2 separate regions of the Mus musculus genome follow, and region 2 is linked to region 1. A link is a loop called in an ENCODE intact Hi-C map of the cell type or tissue named here. Cell type or tissue: left cerebral cortex. All regions are shown on one strand.

The links. A loop is a pair of places that touch in the nucleus more often than their neighbours do. Peaks named below come from ENCODE experiments on the same cell type or tissue, not always from the same donor. Only the 100,000 strongest peaks of a DNase experiment are listed, where the experiment ranks them.
Region 2: it touches region 1 in a loop (10-fold over the local background); 4 of 42 quality-filtered maps call a loop at or near these places.

Annotation. Positions count from the first base shown.
Region 1 is chr9:63,509,706-63,517,705 of GRCm38, forward strand. It overlaps Iqch (IQ motif containing H), which reads right to left. Exons shown (of 22, transcript NM_001311098.1): 12 at 2,532-2,615. All of the region lies in intron 3 of Gm16759 (a long non-coding RNA gene), which reads left to right. Among named protein-coding and RNA genes, the nearest start is that of Gm39358, 52 kb to the right of the region's middle. In left cerebral cortex, CTCF peaks have their summits at 1,529 (motif pointing left) and 3,389 (motif pointing left); no DNase peak of the experiment used is centred here.
Region 2 is chr9:63,135,216-63,143,215 of GRCm38, forward strand. Skor1 (SKI family transcriptional corepressor 1) reads right to left here. Exons shown (of 9, transcript NM_172446.3): 4 at 7,029-7,139; 5 at 6,499-6,570; 6 at 5,142-5,216; 7 at 4,839-4,913; 8 at 4,283-4,348; 9 at 2,949-3,750. The coding sequence ends at 3,656. Among named protein-coding and RNA genes, the nearest start is that of Gm25064, 5.9 kb to the left of the region's middle. In left cerebral cortex, a CTCF peak has its summit at 829; DNase peaks (open chromatin) are centred at 823, 3,327 and 3,491; H3K4me3 peaks cover 579 bases.

The DNA of each region.
Region 1 (8,000 bases):
CTGAGACAGGGTTTCATGTAGTCCAGGCTGCCCTTTAACTCACTATGCAGTGGAATCTGGGTTAGAACTCCTGACCCTCCTGCCTCCACTCCCTAAGTGCTGATATTATGGGTTATACTCCCAGGCTAGGCTTCTGCAGTGCTGGAGGTCAAAGCCAAGGCTTTATGCATGCTAGGCAAGCACTCTCCCAACTGAGTTCCCATCAGCCCTCACCAGGCCCCTGAAATTCAAGGTTTATATTCTGCATGTTCCCCAAGCCACAGGACAATGTAGACTACACAGGAATTACTCAATAAGCCCTCATGGGTAGCTGGGGATTTAGAAGAACACAGAGATTTAGATGGTTGGATGTTTTGCTCACTTGGTGAGATAGACGGCACGCAGGAAGAGCCTCTCCCTGTGAAGACAAAGCGTCTCTTAACCTGCCCGGGAAAGGCTGCTGTGGAGGTGCTCCATATGTGTGAATATTTAAGGGGCTACCATTTTATTTTGAAACCAGATTGCCGTATAAACATCAAGATAAAGTAGCTGGACAGACAGTAATTAAATAACTTGTATCCAATCGCTGACTGATCATGTGATTTATTGCTAGCCTTGTGTTTTGGAGAAGAAAGTAAGTGTTTTACCAAACTAGTGGGCCTAAAAGGCAAATGTGTGTTCTTATTATTGCTTTGATTTTTGTGTTTTGTTTTTAAAGAAAAACATAAAATAATAGGATATAAACAGCAAAAATAGCTATAGTAACAGAAGAAGAATTTTGCTTGGAAAGAAATCTCTAGGCTTCAAATAATAAGAAACCAAATGAGAATTGCACTTCTCTTGTTCATTTATGCCAAAGCAATATACATCACTAACTGTAATATACAGGGTAAGTGTGATTTCACTAGGAATCTACAAATTCAATTCACTATTAACTATAGAAAGGATCAGTTATGAAGATGAACGTTTCTTTGGTTGGCAGTCAAAATCAGTTCCTCTGTTACTCATCCAGAAATTGAAAGGTACTAGCTAAAGGGCCTCTACCAGACAATCCTGATGTCACAGACAACATCCAGTGGCAAGGTTTAGCAGTGTGATCAGATAGTCTCTGCTTCCCTCCTGAATAAGCAGGAAGACCACTGCCCTTTACTAGTAATTAACAGAATAAAAGAAGTGGGGTTTTTCCCCAAATCATTTTTCATTTCCTTTTCCTATTTTTATTTCACAAGAAAGCACTGTTACCGTCGGTGGTCCCCTCTGCACTGCCCTGCTCTTGAAGAGACTGTGTGGTCATACTGCTGTGTCAGAGTGATAATGTACCAGAAAATGGCACAATCTCTCAGAACTGTCTATCTTTGAAGGGACAGACAGAACTACGGGATTACTCAAAAACTGTAGCTTAATACTTTTTTCTTCTATAATAAGGAACTTCTATAAAAATACTCCTTTGTGGTGGTTTGTACTATATATAGAAGGGTATATAAAAAGCGGAGGAAAAAATTAATTCAAATAAATCAGAGCAAAGTCTGCCCTCTGCTGCACCTCAGTGGTTCTAGCCAGCCAGGCTTTTAGTTGGAATAGCTCAGCGCTAACAAATCAATCTCACATCACTAAAGGGCTTGCTGTTGTGTAATGCAGAAACACAGCATCGGTGCCTAGATAACATATTAAAGCAATTAGACTATTATTATTTTAGGACACTGTAAATTTCTAGTACTGATGTATTTTTGTTACCAAATGGCATTTATAAAATAATAATGATATTGAAATATCTATGAATCATGTAAAGTATGCCATTCCAGGGAGCCAGCTAAGTTTGCCGTTGATAATATAAAATTCTTCCTTAAGGTATCGCTTAAATAAGGGACAAAGCGATTATATTTTAACAAAGAAGTTCTTCTAAACTTCTAAAAATCTAATTTTTATTTAACCTTTAATTTTGAGCCAGTTCCTCACAAACTGACTTGATTTATTGCATATGCTTATAATCTTTTTTTTTTTTTTAAGCCTTGGCATCTGTGTATTTCTCTCTCCTGGACTCAGGTCTGAGCTGGGAGCTGACTAAAGAGCTCCTCCAGCACTGGACTCTGCAGAGACATCTCCATCTATCCCAGGCTCGCATCTCTAGGAATCCCTTCTACAGGCACAGGCTTTCTCACAGTCACCTTTGCTCCCTCCCACTCTCACAGTGGAGACAACGCTCTTCGCTTGGGCACCACTTTTACTCTGCCCAGAAGACACAATAGACATTTTTGACACATATAAGAGAATTTTGACTCCATTCACTGCAAGAACTCAATAACACAAATTATTTGAGTCTATTGGAGAGAAACTGTTATTCAAAAAAGAATTTAGAAAACTATTTGAGTGATTGTTTGAACATTTTAAAATTCAAGTTGATTTCACTGTAAATATGTTACTTAAAATAATCAGAAAATAATTAGAGTGTTAAGTTCTTTCCTTGTAGAGGGTGGAAATAAGAAATAATGAATACTTTACCAATATCTGCTTTAAGGTTGTGACAGTCATTGATGTAAAACTATTTACTGTACCTATGATGTCGCACAGCCTCCCCAACTGCATGTTCTGTTCTACGTCCAAATCAAAAATGTGTTTTCTCACATACTGGGAGTACCCTAAAAGGCAAACAAAGTGTCAAAACAGAGACAGCATACTGATGTAGAAGAGTGGCAGATGGGAATTTCAGAATGGCACAGTCTGCATTTTTTTTAGGTCAAAATGTATTCCCTCTGCAGCATCTTACAGAAACAATAAACTCCTAAGATTTCAGTCTGTACTTTGCACACAGCCAGGGTGGAAGACAAGCTATGTAGCAAGCTCTGCAATAGAGGCTCTTGTTTTTTTCAATACCAACAAAGCTCTTGATAACCAAAATTACAAATTCGTGGAGAAAATATCTGACATTTAATGTGAGTGGTCACGACATCTAAGAACATTAGGCTCGGGCTGAAGGAATTGCTTTGGCTTTAAAATCATGTGGTGCTTTGAAGCTGGATCACAGAACCATGCTACACGGGGCTCAGTTAAACCCTTTGCTGTCAGAAACATCTATTCAAGGAACTCACAGATTCAAGAAGCTGTCGGTCAAGGCATTTACTTTGCTAGTACTAAGAAAGTCTCATGGTTCCTTTGTTTTTACTGGAGATGGAACAGAGGGAAAACACACATGTCCCCACTGTCCAGAAATCCTCATGAAAGAGCAGCAGCTCCTGCTCACATCATCACAAGTGAGTCTGACCCTGAGCCACGCACCCTCACAAGCAGGAAGAGGTGCTGCGAGGAACTGAAGGTAGAATTCTCTTAAAAACTAAAACCACTTCTCATGTTTTGAGAGATGCTTCCATGCCTCCTTGTGGTTACTGAGCCCAAACACAAGTCTGTGGTGAAACTGCTGCCGAGAAAGGGGTTTTACAGACACATGCAGGAGATGAGACATATTGCTTTTCAGCATAAGGAAAACTATAGCAATTCATGCAAGGGGGCTTCGGACCAAATAAACTCTGATAATTGCGTCTTTGCTTTGATGTCAGTGTTTAAACACCAGACAACATCAGAAAAGCAAATGAGTTAATAATTCATCTGAAAGTCTCTCTGTGTTATGTACATGAACTTAACAATTAAAGAGACAGAGGACCAAGGAATGGTTTGGGTCCTTTTAGAAAATGACTATTAATTTCTGAAGTAATTAATAATTTAGGGAGCCACTCCACATGTGCAAGTGAACGGAAGTAGGTAGGCTTTCAATGTTGTTCTTAGGCCTGGCTGTGACATTGTAACTCTTAGGGTTTTGTATGTCTACATTTATTCTATTCAGGTAAATGTCCTAGAAGACATATTAACAAATAACATATATTGAAGCGATAAATAGATAAGGAAAATGCTTGAGGAATAGAGTGTGATGTAAAACCACTCCTGAGACCATTTGTGCCTACGTCTTCTTTCTAAAGTAAAGATAAAAGGAATCGTGAGATTTCTCATTCAGATGATGTCCAATTTAAAATGTAAAAGGCCTTTGATCACTTTGTAGTCGCAATGTGCAGCACAGGAGAAAGTCTGTGCTTCATTCATGTGCTTGAGGCCAGCCATCCAACAAATTACTGGTACCTCTTTACCGCTGATCAAGGATGTAAACACATACACAAAGCTATAAGAACTGGCTACTTAGCCCTATTCAAAAACCCATTTTCTGTTAGCACTCTCAGAAAATTGTTATAGAGAATCATGTGAAATAACAGATATGAAAACACTTTGAAATTTTCATAGTATGAAAGATAATATGAAAGATAAGTTATTTTAACGTTATGAGGTATGTGCACTTCCAAGGGACAGGACACATTCTGTGATAAGCAACATGGGCATCCCATGACATGCAATGTATAGACCGCCAATAAAGCAAAAGTAGGCAGGCATTTTTAGATTTTTATTGACATGTACATGTGTGAGTGGGTATGTGAGTGTGTGTACATGCATGTGTGTATGTATGCTATATATGTGCAAGTGCCCAGAGAGGCCAGGAGAGAGCATCGGATTCCTTGGAGCTGGAGTTGCAGGCAGTTGTAAGCTGCCCGATGTGGTTGCTAGGACGTGAGTTTGAGTCCTCTGGAAGAGCAGCAAGTGTGCTTAATGACTGAGCCTTCCCCCAGCCCTAGGGAATCACGTTTGGCTTTTGTTTTGTTTTAAAGTCAAGTTTATTTTTATGCAGTGCACATCCACAAGGTACATTTGTTGATGATAGGTGAAAGCTCTTACAATGCTGGTAGCATAGATTAAATACTATGGTGAGAACAACCAGGCAAGCATCAGCAAGAACCACAACTGTGGCTTTGGGGTATTGAGCACTGTGTCTGTGTTACTGAGAAATCATACTTTAAAATATAACTACACTCCAAGGAATAAAGGAGGGAGACCCTAGCTAAGACTCCTAACAATGGGGGATACGGAACCTGAACCAGCAATCTCCTGTAACCAGGCAAGACTACCAATGGAGGGATTGGGACAACTCGGCCACAAACCCTTTGACCCAAAATATGTCCTGCCTACAAGATGTGCAGGGATAAAGATGGAGCAGAAATTGAGGGAATGGCCAACCAATGACTGGCCCAGCTTGAGACCCATGCCAGGAGCAGGAGCCCGCCTCTGACACTGTTAATGATACTCTGCTGTACTTGCAGACAGAAACCTAGCATAATTCTTATCTGAGAGGCTTCACCCAGCAACTGATGGAAACAGATGGAGAGACTCGCAGCCAAACATTAGGGGCATCTTAGGGACTCCTGTGGAAGAGTAGGGAGGAAGGATTGAAGGAGCTAGAGGGGCCATGGACACCACAAGAAAACCTACAGAATCAATTAACCTGGGCCCCTAGTGGCTCACAAAGACTGAACGGTCAACCAGAGAGCATACATAGGAGGGCCCTAGGTTCTCTGCACATGTGTAACAGTTATGCAGCTTGGTCTTTACATGTGACCTTAACAGCAGCAGGACAGGAGCTGCCTTTGGATCCCTTTCCCCTGAACTGGGCTGCCATGTCTAGCCTCAATAGGAGAAGATACATCTAGTCTTACTGACATGACATGTCAAGGTGGGTGGATATCCATGGGAGCCCTCCCCTCTTCTGAAGAGAAAGGGAAGTAAGGTGGGTTACGGGGAGGGGAGGAGAGAGGGAGGGATTGGGAGGAGGGAACGCTTTCATCGGGATATAAGATAAATAAATAAATTGATAATAGAAAAGAATATAACTACAAAAGTATAGTTAGATCAGAGGTCAGACTAGGAACACTGAAAAAGCCATCAGCCTCAACCTTATCCTGTTATAGAGGAGGAAGTCGGGGATCAGGGCTTTTCCCAAAGTCACCTACATCTATAAATTCTTATACATTCCAACTACTTTATATTTCACTCATATGACCAATTTAAATACATAACATACAAGAGAAGCCTCTTCAAATGGTAGCATAAAATTATAGAAGAGAAAACAGCTCTTTAATAATTTTCCATCTTAATTTTCTGTTTTTGTGGCAGGCCGACATCTCAATGCTAGAACCTGTGTATATGCTCGGCTACCTGCAAAAAGGGAAATATGGTTGCTAACCATTGACCTCAAAATAAAAAGACTTCTGCCTTTTCTAGGTACACCTTTTACAAGAATCCTTAGGAGTGGGGGAGGCAGTCAGGAGAGTAGCAGGCAAGGAGTGAGACATCCAAGGGAGGCACAGGGAGCTGTCGGCCTTGAGGATGGTGAGAGAGCACCAAGAACCTTTACGAATTCTTCCGTGAATAATGTCTACAAGTTTGAAAAAAAAAAAAAACCCTATCTTCCCATCAGGCCTCCAACAAAAACCACAGTTCTACTGGAATTTTTATTTTAGTCCCCTGTAGACTTCTGAGCCACAGAATTGCAATATACTATCTTGTATTTAAAAAATAAAACATTACATACGTGTGTGTGTGTGTGTGTGTGAGAGAGAGAGAGAGAGAGAGAGAGAGAGGGAGAGAGAGAGAATGAATGAATGAATGAATGGATGGATGAATGAATGAATGTCTGAAGAAGCGGGTTTCTGACCCTGGGAGCTGGAGTTGCAGGTGGGTGTGAGTTGCTTAGCAGGTATGCTGGGAACTGAACTGTTCTGTAGCAGCAGGAAACACTTCTGTGGAACCATCTCTCCAGTTTCTATTTGTACTGGTTTTCTTTGTTGGTTTGTTTTTGTTTATTTTTTGAGATAGGATTTCTCTGTGTAAAAGAGCCCTGGCTGTCTGGAACTCTATTTGTAGATCAGGCTGGCCTTGAACTCACAGAGCTCCACCTGGCTCTTCCTCCTGGGTGCTGGGATTAAAGCCATGTGCCACCATGCCCAGCCTATTTGCACTGTTTTAAGACACCAAGTCTGTAGTACAGTCTATCTTCCCTTGCTTCCACTAAGATCTATCCATCTTTCTCAGACATCCTCCCTCCGGGCCAGGATGCCCAGCACAGGCTATGAAATAAGTGTTCCCTTCATTAATATTCATTTCCTAACCTCAGCTGAGCCAAACTAAAATCTCAAAACAAACCTTCATATAAATGTGGGATCATTATTATTTCTATAAGCACAAAACTATCAGAGCTATCTGAACACAGCCCCTCTTTATGTCGCTGGTAGGCCCTTGTATCTGAAAACTCCTTCCTTTTCTTTCTTCCTTTTTCTCCTTCCTCCTTCCTTCCTTTTCTCTTTCTTTGTATATGGTATATGTATGCATGCAACATGTGTGCCTGTGTGGTGGGCATAGGCTAGAGGTTGGCATTGGGTGTCTTCCTCTTTTGCTGTCCACGTTATAAGACAGGATCTCACTGAACGAGTGAACATGAGTGACCACAGTGTGCCCGAGGATCTTACTCAGACTCAGTCATGCGCATCCCCAGCTCCTTGGCTTGTGCACACTCTTCATTCACAGCCTTTCACTCTACAATTGTGCTTACTAATCTAGAGAATTTATGGCAAATTGAAAGAATGGCAAGAGGGATTTGTAGAATGTTCTGGGTCTGTATAGAAAAGCCCAGAAGTGGCAGAAAGGGGCCTTCAGTCTTCCTGGTTTCCTTTCTTGTGGCTATTCTTATCACCTGCAAACTATTCTCAGGTATTTTGGTTTTGTTTTTTATTTGTTTATTTGTTTTGTTGTTGTTATTTTTAAACAAGGTCTTACTATATAGCCCTGGTTAGCTTAGAGCTTTCTGTGCAGACTTGGGTATCCTTGAACTCACAGAGATCTGCCTGCCTCTGCCTCCTGAGAGCAAGGCTAAGAGGTGTGTCCCATTGTAGTCAGTTGTTTCCAGTTTTATAGAATGTTCCATCTTGTCCCACATGAGCGTCCCCACTTCACATGAAAGAAGGACACTAGTAAGCTGTCTCTCACGTTACTCCACTAGTCTAGTCTTTACTAAATCTGTGGTGCTCAGTGTTGGTTCCTGGCAATGGTTTCCCTGCCCCCACCCTGCCTTCTCCAGTGCTACACTTCCACAGACA
Region 2 (8,000 bases), 370 kb before region 1:
GGGCTTGCAAAATGTGGAGGTAGTGTTCTTGAGACACAGTTGGGACAGGAGGAAGGGTTTTCTTTCCTAAGTTGATGATAAATTACTCGACACCCTGCCCCAACACTAATTCTATTGATGAAGGATCTTCTTTGAGAGCAGCGAGCTCTCGAGCTTAATTAACCTTATGTAAATGAGCGTAATTGCATCTCAGTGGCTGTTGTCCGGAAGCACCTGGGGATCCCTTCCCTCAGACGTTTCCAGCACCTAGATGAACTATCCTTTCACGTGGATATTCCACGTGGGCACCGTGTACCGTTGGAGGAAAAATAAGATATGACCTTAGTTGTGGAGGTACTTGTGGTCCCCTGGGAGGCCGACTCATACAGCCAAAGATAACAAGAAAGTAAGTGTCCTCCTAGACTCAGGAACCTGAAGCCCTGTAGAACTCAGAAGTTAGCTGTGCCAGGGACGTGAGGAACCCATTGGCAGAGGAGACAGAGGTGAGAAGCAATTTACTGGTGTCTCAAGGGCATAAAACATCTCTCTACTTAGTCTCTTAGGAAAGGTTTGTCGCAGTGGTGGAGAGCGACAATCTGTCCCACGCAGCTCCCAAAAGGGATGGAGTTCCTCTAGAGAAAGGACGTGGACGGGCATGTTTACATAGCTCCCCAGCTCCGGACCTGTATTCCAGAGGCAGAGTCTTGTAGGGAACGCAGGGAAACAGAGTTGCCAAAGCAAACACCCGGAGAAATCCGGTGTCCACAATCCCCCTTAATCCCGCAAGCACACTTTTCTCTGCTAGAGCGAAGGTGTCTGAGCCGCTTGCGATGGCTGTAATGCCTAAAGTTCGTCGCAAGGTGGCAACATTGTGGCGAGAAATAGACATTAAAAATCCTGGGTTTTTTTTTAAAGCATATTTTCTCTATTAATGTTTCATTTAACTTAATTAGAATCTGGTAAGCTAATTAAAGTAGCTACGAGCCCCGCAATCAGCAATAATTCGTATAATTATTGATAATTACATCCATACCAATCGTTTGGTTATTAACATTTTGGGGGGGAACAAGCCATTTCTAAGTGATGCAGAGCCCAGGAGGGTTTCTGTGTTTTGTAGTTTGTTTTATTTTTTTGCGCGATGGAACTTTCTAGGTCGAATCCACCAACACCTCCAACCCTGAGAGGCTCCCTACCATCTGAGGCTCTCCTTCTGGCTAGCCCAAGGTCCCTGTATACTTTTTTCCACTTTGGGGGAGTTTGGAGGGAAAACGCGAGAATTCAATATTCTCCAGACTCCTTAGTTGGTGTGTAGCCACGGACCTTCGGGCTTAGGTGGCAACTGTCCTGCCCATTTTACAGAAAAGGGTTGTGCATTTAGATGCATTGAGACCACAGAATACTCGAATGCAATCTGCAAGTGTCCTCTCCTGCAGGGGTGCCCTGGGAACACAAGTCACTTCCTAAGTGGGTCTCACTTTCGCGGTGGGTGCAGCCCAGAAGTGAGCAGAGTAACCATGCCCTTTTTACCTCACCCCTACATAAATGATTCCAAGGCCTTGGGGATCCCAGAAAGAGAATAGCAAGAGGGAGCCCTACAGTTTGCCTGGTTGACCCCACCACCCTTACTTCCACACCAGTCTTGTTCTCTCAGTATCCGAGGCTTGAAGGGTCTCAGCCACAGCCCAGGGACTGAGTAGTCTTGGGTTTCACCCGTGCAAGGGGCTCAGCATCTGCTTCTCTTCGCCATCACCCAGACTGTGTCCCAGCTTGCCTGCATCACAAAAGGCCTCCAGTGAAACTCCCCGCCTGAAACTCCAGAGAACTGCAGGACCCGACTTCGACTTCGCTTCCAAGGTCCCCTAGAGAGTGCTTGGGGAGAGCCTGCGGTGCTAGGCTGAGAGCCTGTTCTTGGAGGCGATGGTCCAGGCAGCGGCCTGCAGATGGGCTTTCTTCTTGGAGTGTTTCCCTGAGCCTCAGGGCAGAGACAGTCGAACGACATTTAATGGAGATTGGGAAGTGAGGACCTGGAAAAAATAAAGGGCACATCGCAGGACCTTTGCTAGCCAGAGGAGGACATGAAAGCCAGTCTGGGCTGAAAAATTCGTAAGAGAAAGAGCTTTTTCAGTTCCGTCCTCCACACTACTCAGGAAAGAATGGGTTTCCTGCAGTTTCCTTGCAGAAACTGAGGCTGGTGGCCTCTAGGTGAGGATTTGCATTTCCGGGCCACAGCCCGGGGAGAGTCCTGGCCCTTGCATCTGCAGCCAGCAGACCTCACATTCCTCATGGGGTTTGGTTTCTCCAGCTCCAAAAATGCCCTGGGACTAGGAGGGGGAGATTATTATAATGAGGACAGAGCTTCCTCCTTCGGGGTAGAGACAGGCTTCTTGAGGATGCACCACAGGGCATCTGTCTGGGCGGGACGGCAAACTCTCAGCATCTTTTCTAGATCAGTTTCGCCAAGCTCCTTTCTAGCCCTTCACTCCTCACTTCTACCAGGCCAGTGTTCCTGGTCTATGATGCCCGCTTCAGCAAGCAGAGCAATTATGATCGAATTCTGGATTCCTAACAGCTTGGAGAGGCTTCTCTTGCTGAGTGCACCCCAAATCCCTGCAGGTGACTTCACACATAGGAAATGTAAGGGGTAAAAATTAACTTTCCGGCTGTACAAGCAAATCGCAGGAAGGAAGGGACCACTGTCCAGGGGACAAGGCAGTAATCCCCCTCCCCGGGTAAAGCCGGGGGGGGGGGGGAGATGCAGCCCTGATGCGGGGGAGGAGATTGAGTGAGTTTTAGGTGGATCTGTAGAGTGGTCCTGGAGCGCTATGAGGTCTCCTGAGAGAGCACCACCGCTCTAACCTTGACCACTGGTCCTCACTTGCATCCGGAAGCCCCATCTTTGAGTGGCAGCGTCTTCCACCTTCCCACCCTCTTCCTCCTCCACCTACTGGATGCACTCTCAACTCCGCAGCCCCAAGGAGTAACAGATTTTTTTTTCTTTTTATTAAAAACAAAAGTCACGGATACAGGTCTCCCCAAATAGGCTCAAGATGGTCGCCATCTCGTGAGTCAGTTGTCGCCCTTTTAAAGTGCTGTTACATTACACAACAACAACAACATCAACAACAACAAAATCACAAAGCAAATCCAAAGAGGAATGAATGTAAAACGAGGACTGGAAAGGGTCCCAGGGGAAGTAAAATAACTTACAGTATAAATAAAGTGAACCTAATACTGAACCAAGAGACTCACAGTCCAGTTTGTCTCCATTGCACATAGCCACGTTGTCGTTAGGAACAAGAGTTTCAGAAGTGGACAGGACGGGGAGTGCACGGCCATAGCCAGCGAAGATGCTACGTTATATTCACATTCGGGGTCCCAGGCCCTACTCGGGCCCGAGTGGGAGGGGTCGTAGAAGAGGTCTCCCCTCTTCCCTTTCTTTCCCCGGTGGGTCCAGTTTACCCCTTGAGGTCTGATGCCCTGGAGTTCAAAGGAGGGGCGAGGCAGTATTTACAATGGGAAACCCAACGGAGCCCGGCTGGGGACCGGCGGGCGGGCGGCTGTATTTACAACGGTCAGGTCCTAATGGCTTGTTCCTCGCTCTGGGCCGCCACTGCAGCGGGTATTTACAGAAAGGAGCAGCATGGCTTGAGGGCGCGTGGGCGCGGCCAAGCCGGCGCTAGGGCAGCAGCGGAGGCTTGAAGGAGCAGTTGCCGGTGCAGTGCCGGGGTGTCAGCATCTTGCAGGAGAAGTGGTGCAGGGCGTCGTGAGCTTCTGGAGAGAGAGTCACACCAACCTCGTTGGCCGCCTCGCCTGCCTCCCTGCCCCCCACCCAGCTCCACCAGTCTCCCCTCCCCCTCGCTGGACCCATCCAGCCCTTGGGCACAGGAATTCTCAATGGAGCAGAAGGGAGGTAGAGGGGCAAGAGTGAGGCTCTGGCCAGTCAGAACTATTTCTTAGGTCCATTAGCCCCATTTTACAGACGGGGAAACCGAGGCACAAAGAGGTCTAATTGTCCCAGTCTAGGGTTAGGCCAGAAAGCAAATTTTCGGATGCTCAGAGCTCAATGGGCTTTTTCGTCCTACATCAAAGTTATAAAATTTCACCCCAGTTCCCTTCTGATCCACGTGGACCCAGGCCGCCTTTCTTTCAAACATCTCCATAACTACACCCACCTACACACCCACCCACCATTCACCATCCATTCACCCACCCACCCAATAGTACAACCAGCCTTGACTCTCTCTCAGTCTGTCTGTCTGTCTGTCTGTCTGTCTGTCTCTTATCTTTGTTTCTGGGTTCACACCTTTTAATTTCTGCTGGATGGCATAGCGGGCCTTCCTCTCCTGGTCCAGTTCGTTACACAAGGTATCTGGAAGACATGGAAGTTCTGTGAGACCACCCTCTAGGCAGATGGCTGAGGTCACAGCCTGGGCACAACCTCTCCCCTACAGAAACCACCCCAGAAACTAAGGAGGGGACACCTACACTTCAAACTGCAGGCTGGGAAGCTGGGGGAGGAAATGGCCTGGGATGGCGCTTAAAGGCAGACGGATCTAACCAAAATTAAAGCAAACTTAGGCATTACTTCCCAGGTAATTTTACGCCTCGATTTTTAATTTAGAAACCGTGGAAATTGCAGCGCTAAGAAGTTCAATCACTCCACGTAATGATGCCTGCAAGCCGTTTGCTGGGCTCGCTTGCCATTCTGAGGCTAATCAGACTATACAAAGGATATTAAATAAAAAAAATAATTGTTAAATTACCTTCAATTTAAATCCAAATGACTGAGCCAACATTGCGGCTCCTGCCAGACAGAGGCAGTTACGGCCGTGCGCGCGCTCACCTGACTCGCGTCTTACCTCTGACAATTTGCAGCTGTTGCACCATTTCTTCCCGATAAGCCAATTCCCTCTTCATTTGATCCTGAAAATTATCTGTGCAAATTGATTAAGTGAGAGCTGTTAAGCACAGCCTCCTCTCCCGGCTCCACTTCCCGCTCCCTCCCATCCTCACCCCTGCTCCCACCCCCATCCAGTCCTTCACCTAGCTGGAAACGCTGGGCCCTGGAGTTCTTCTCTCCCCTGGGGCAAGCGGTGGCTGCTGCCCGCACCCAGTTCCTGGGGCAGGTTTGGGAAGCTGTTGAGGGGCGGGGAAGGAAGTACCTTTGAGACTCTGGAATTCCCGCTCCAGCTTCTTCCGAAGCTCCATTTGCTCCAGAAGCAATTTCTGCAATTCTTCTGTGAAGGGTTGGGAGAGAGGTAAAGTATGAGACTGATGCAATCCAGGGTACCCACTGGGGCCAAGGGTCTGTCCTGGCCAACAGTCCTGACACCTGAGTCGAGGCGTCCCAAGCTCTGGCTTTTCTTTCTCATTTGAGCTCCAAGCTTTGGATGGACGATGGGGGCTTGGGAGAGGTGCCAGGGTGTTCACATTCAAGAAGGTGCAAACTATTTTACATGTCTGAACCCCTGGCTCCCGGGAATAACTGGGGCCCCAACATTTGTTTTTAAGTTTCTAGTAACTGCTCAACCTTAGAGGATGGCCCCACAACCACCATTCCCTATTTCAAGGGAGACTTCTAATCTCTGCTCTAAAGGCAATTCAGGGAGAATCTGATAAAACCATGAACAGCCTTGCCAGAAAAAAAAGAAAGAAAGAAAGAAAGAAAGAAAGAAAGAAAGAAAGAAAGAAAGAGGGAGGGAGGGAGGGAGGAAGGAAGGAAGGAAGTAAAGAGACACACACAGAAAGTTTGTCTACAATTTCAAGAAGTACTGAGGCTCTCAAGCACAATGGTCTTGAAGTTGTGACATCAATCTGAGGCTAGGAAGAGTGGAAGATCACTGCTCCTACCCCCCCCCTTGCCACCCTGGTGCGGGGGTGGGGGGTGGGGGCTCAGTTCAATGCCGCCAGAAACCTGTTCTGGGGGGAGTGCAAGGACAAGCTGCCCCAGCAGGAGCTCAGTAGTATCTAGGTCCTTCCATGAAAAGGCTCCTTGGCAACACAGGAATGTAAGATGCTGAGCCAGAGAGGGGTTCAAAACCCCTGTCCCCTTAAGCTACCCCCCCTCAATCTCCCAAAGACTAAGCAGCAACAGGAGAGGGTGTCCTAGTCTGCAAGTGAGCTCCAACCTTACTACATTATTATGTGAACAGTTCAGTCCCAGAGAGAAAGGTAGCCTTTCATGCATTCTGCAATAAGTGCCTGTCTGCCATCTTGTTCTTCAGGAAAAGCTCCATTTTCCCTGGGTTTTGAGAGACCCACATTGCCCACTGGTTACAAGTCCCAGAATCAAGACCAATTCTTTCTCACCGGGTCCTTCAAGACAGACTCAGGTCTTGGGAACCCAAACTTCCAATAAACTTACTGGGTGCTCTCACCTGCACCCCTGTGCCAGGTGTCCAAAGGGTGATTTTTACCCCCTCTGGGTGAAGTGAGTCACTAGAGACTACAGCCCCTCTCCTCTTAAGAGTCCCTCTATCTCAAGTACCTCATGGCTCCATTTCTCGCATTTAACCTCACCTCTGGCCAGGTTCTCGATATCTTTCTCCACCAGTTGAGTTCCTGTGACATCCAAAGTGAGCCCATCCTCACCTACGACACAAGGGCAGGTAAGAGGGGGATTCTGTCCTCGGGAAAGCCTTCAGAGGGGAGGGGGAGGGGAGCTCCTGGGAATCCCGCCAAAGGAAGGACTTACGCCAGACGCGTGGCTTTCCCACCTCCCCACCTTCCAAGACAGTAATTTTGGGAGAAGGCAAGTGAGTTCAGGAGGCTGAACCCTGGCAGGAGGCGCCCTTCGATCTATTCTAGGTGAATGAGGTGGTTCTCCCCTTTCCTTTTAGTACCCACCTCCTGTACTCAGAAGACCCTCAATGCCAACAGAGAGGAAACAAGTCCGGAAACCCGGCCTGCCCCTCCCCCACAACGTTAACTATCTGCTCAGTGGCATCGTTTGTTCGTGATTAAAACCTTCCTCCAAGCCTGTGGTGACCCGGATGCGCTGGATCCTCAGCTCAAGGCTACCGGTGAGAGCCAGGACTGCCGGGGCTCACCTCGATCTGTATTTGCAGGGCTTGGCTGGGAGACACTCCTTTGGTCTGAAAAGGATTTTCTGGTTTCCAAGTCGTCGGCTGTCGTCGAGTGATTGTCTTCCTTATCCGGCTCTAAAAGGCAGACCGAGTTTCAAGGAGAGGCAAAGAAACCGTGACCCGGATACTGCAGAGCGGCCTCGGTTGGGGCGCCCAAGCCCTAATTAAAAACGTCGTGGCCGCCTCTGGTTCCCGGCTGTGCGCCCAGGCGCGCGCCCTGAGGCTTTGGGCCGGGTACCCCCTCCCCTGCACAAGGTCTGCTCCGTTCCGGGCTACACGTCCCCGCCCCAGCCCCTGGCCCCCAGGAAAAGATCAAGACAAGCAGCTGAGCCCACCAGGGACAAGCGACCTACATTGCGTGCGCAGATACTGGGGCACCGGGAGAGCGCGTGGCCGCCGGGTTTGTCCGCGCCACTCCAGCAGAGATCGTAACCCAAGTGACAACCTTCCGGGCATTGGTGTTGTAGGACACTGTCCCGCACCCGGCTGCACAGGCCGGCTTAGATTTCTGTTGCCCACCCCTCACCTCCGCTCTTTCCCAGCTAACAACAGGATCCCAAATGCAAATGCAGGGGTGATTCTTGATTGGGGCCGCAGCCTTTTGGGATACCCTAGAGCGCAGCCACTAGCCCTCACCCTGTGCCCGGATCAGGCCCGGCCACCCCCTTAAGGCCACCAGCCTAAGGCTAAGCACGTTTCTGGATAAATGAAATGGTGTAAAAGAGATGTCAGGCAGGCGTAGGTTTTTGGAAAGGTTTAAATCTCCGATGAGGTGTACTGGAGATTGTGCGTGTGTGAGTGAAAGGGGATGGGTTGGGATTATTTTTAAGTAGCCAAACCCTGAGATTTGGAGTTTACACTTAGTTTTCTTTTTCTTCTATTGTTTTTCTTCCCCTTTCTCTATCACCCCTTTTCTCTCCGTCTCTTTCCGCCCCT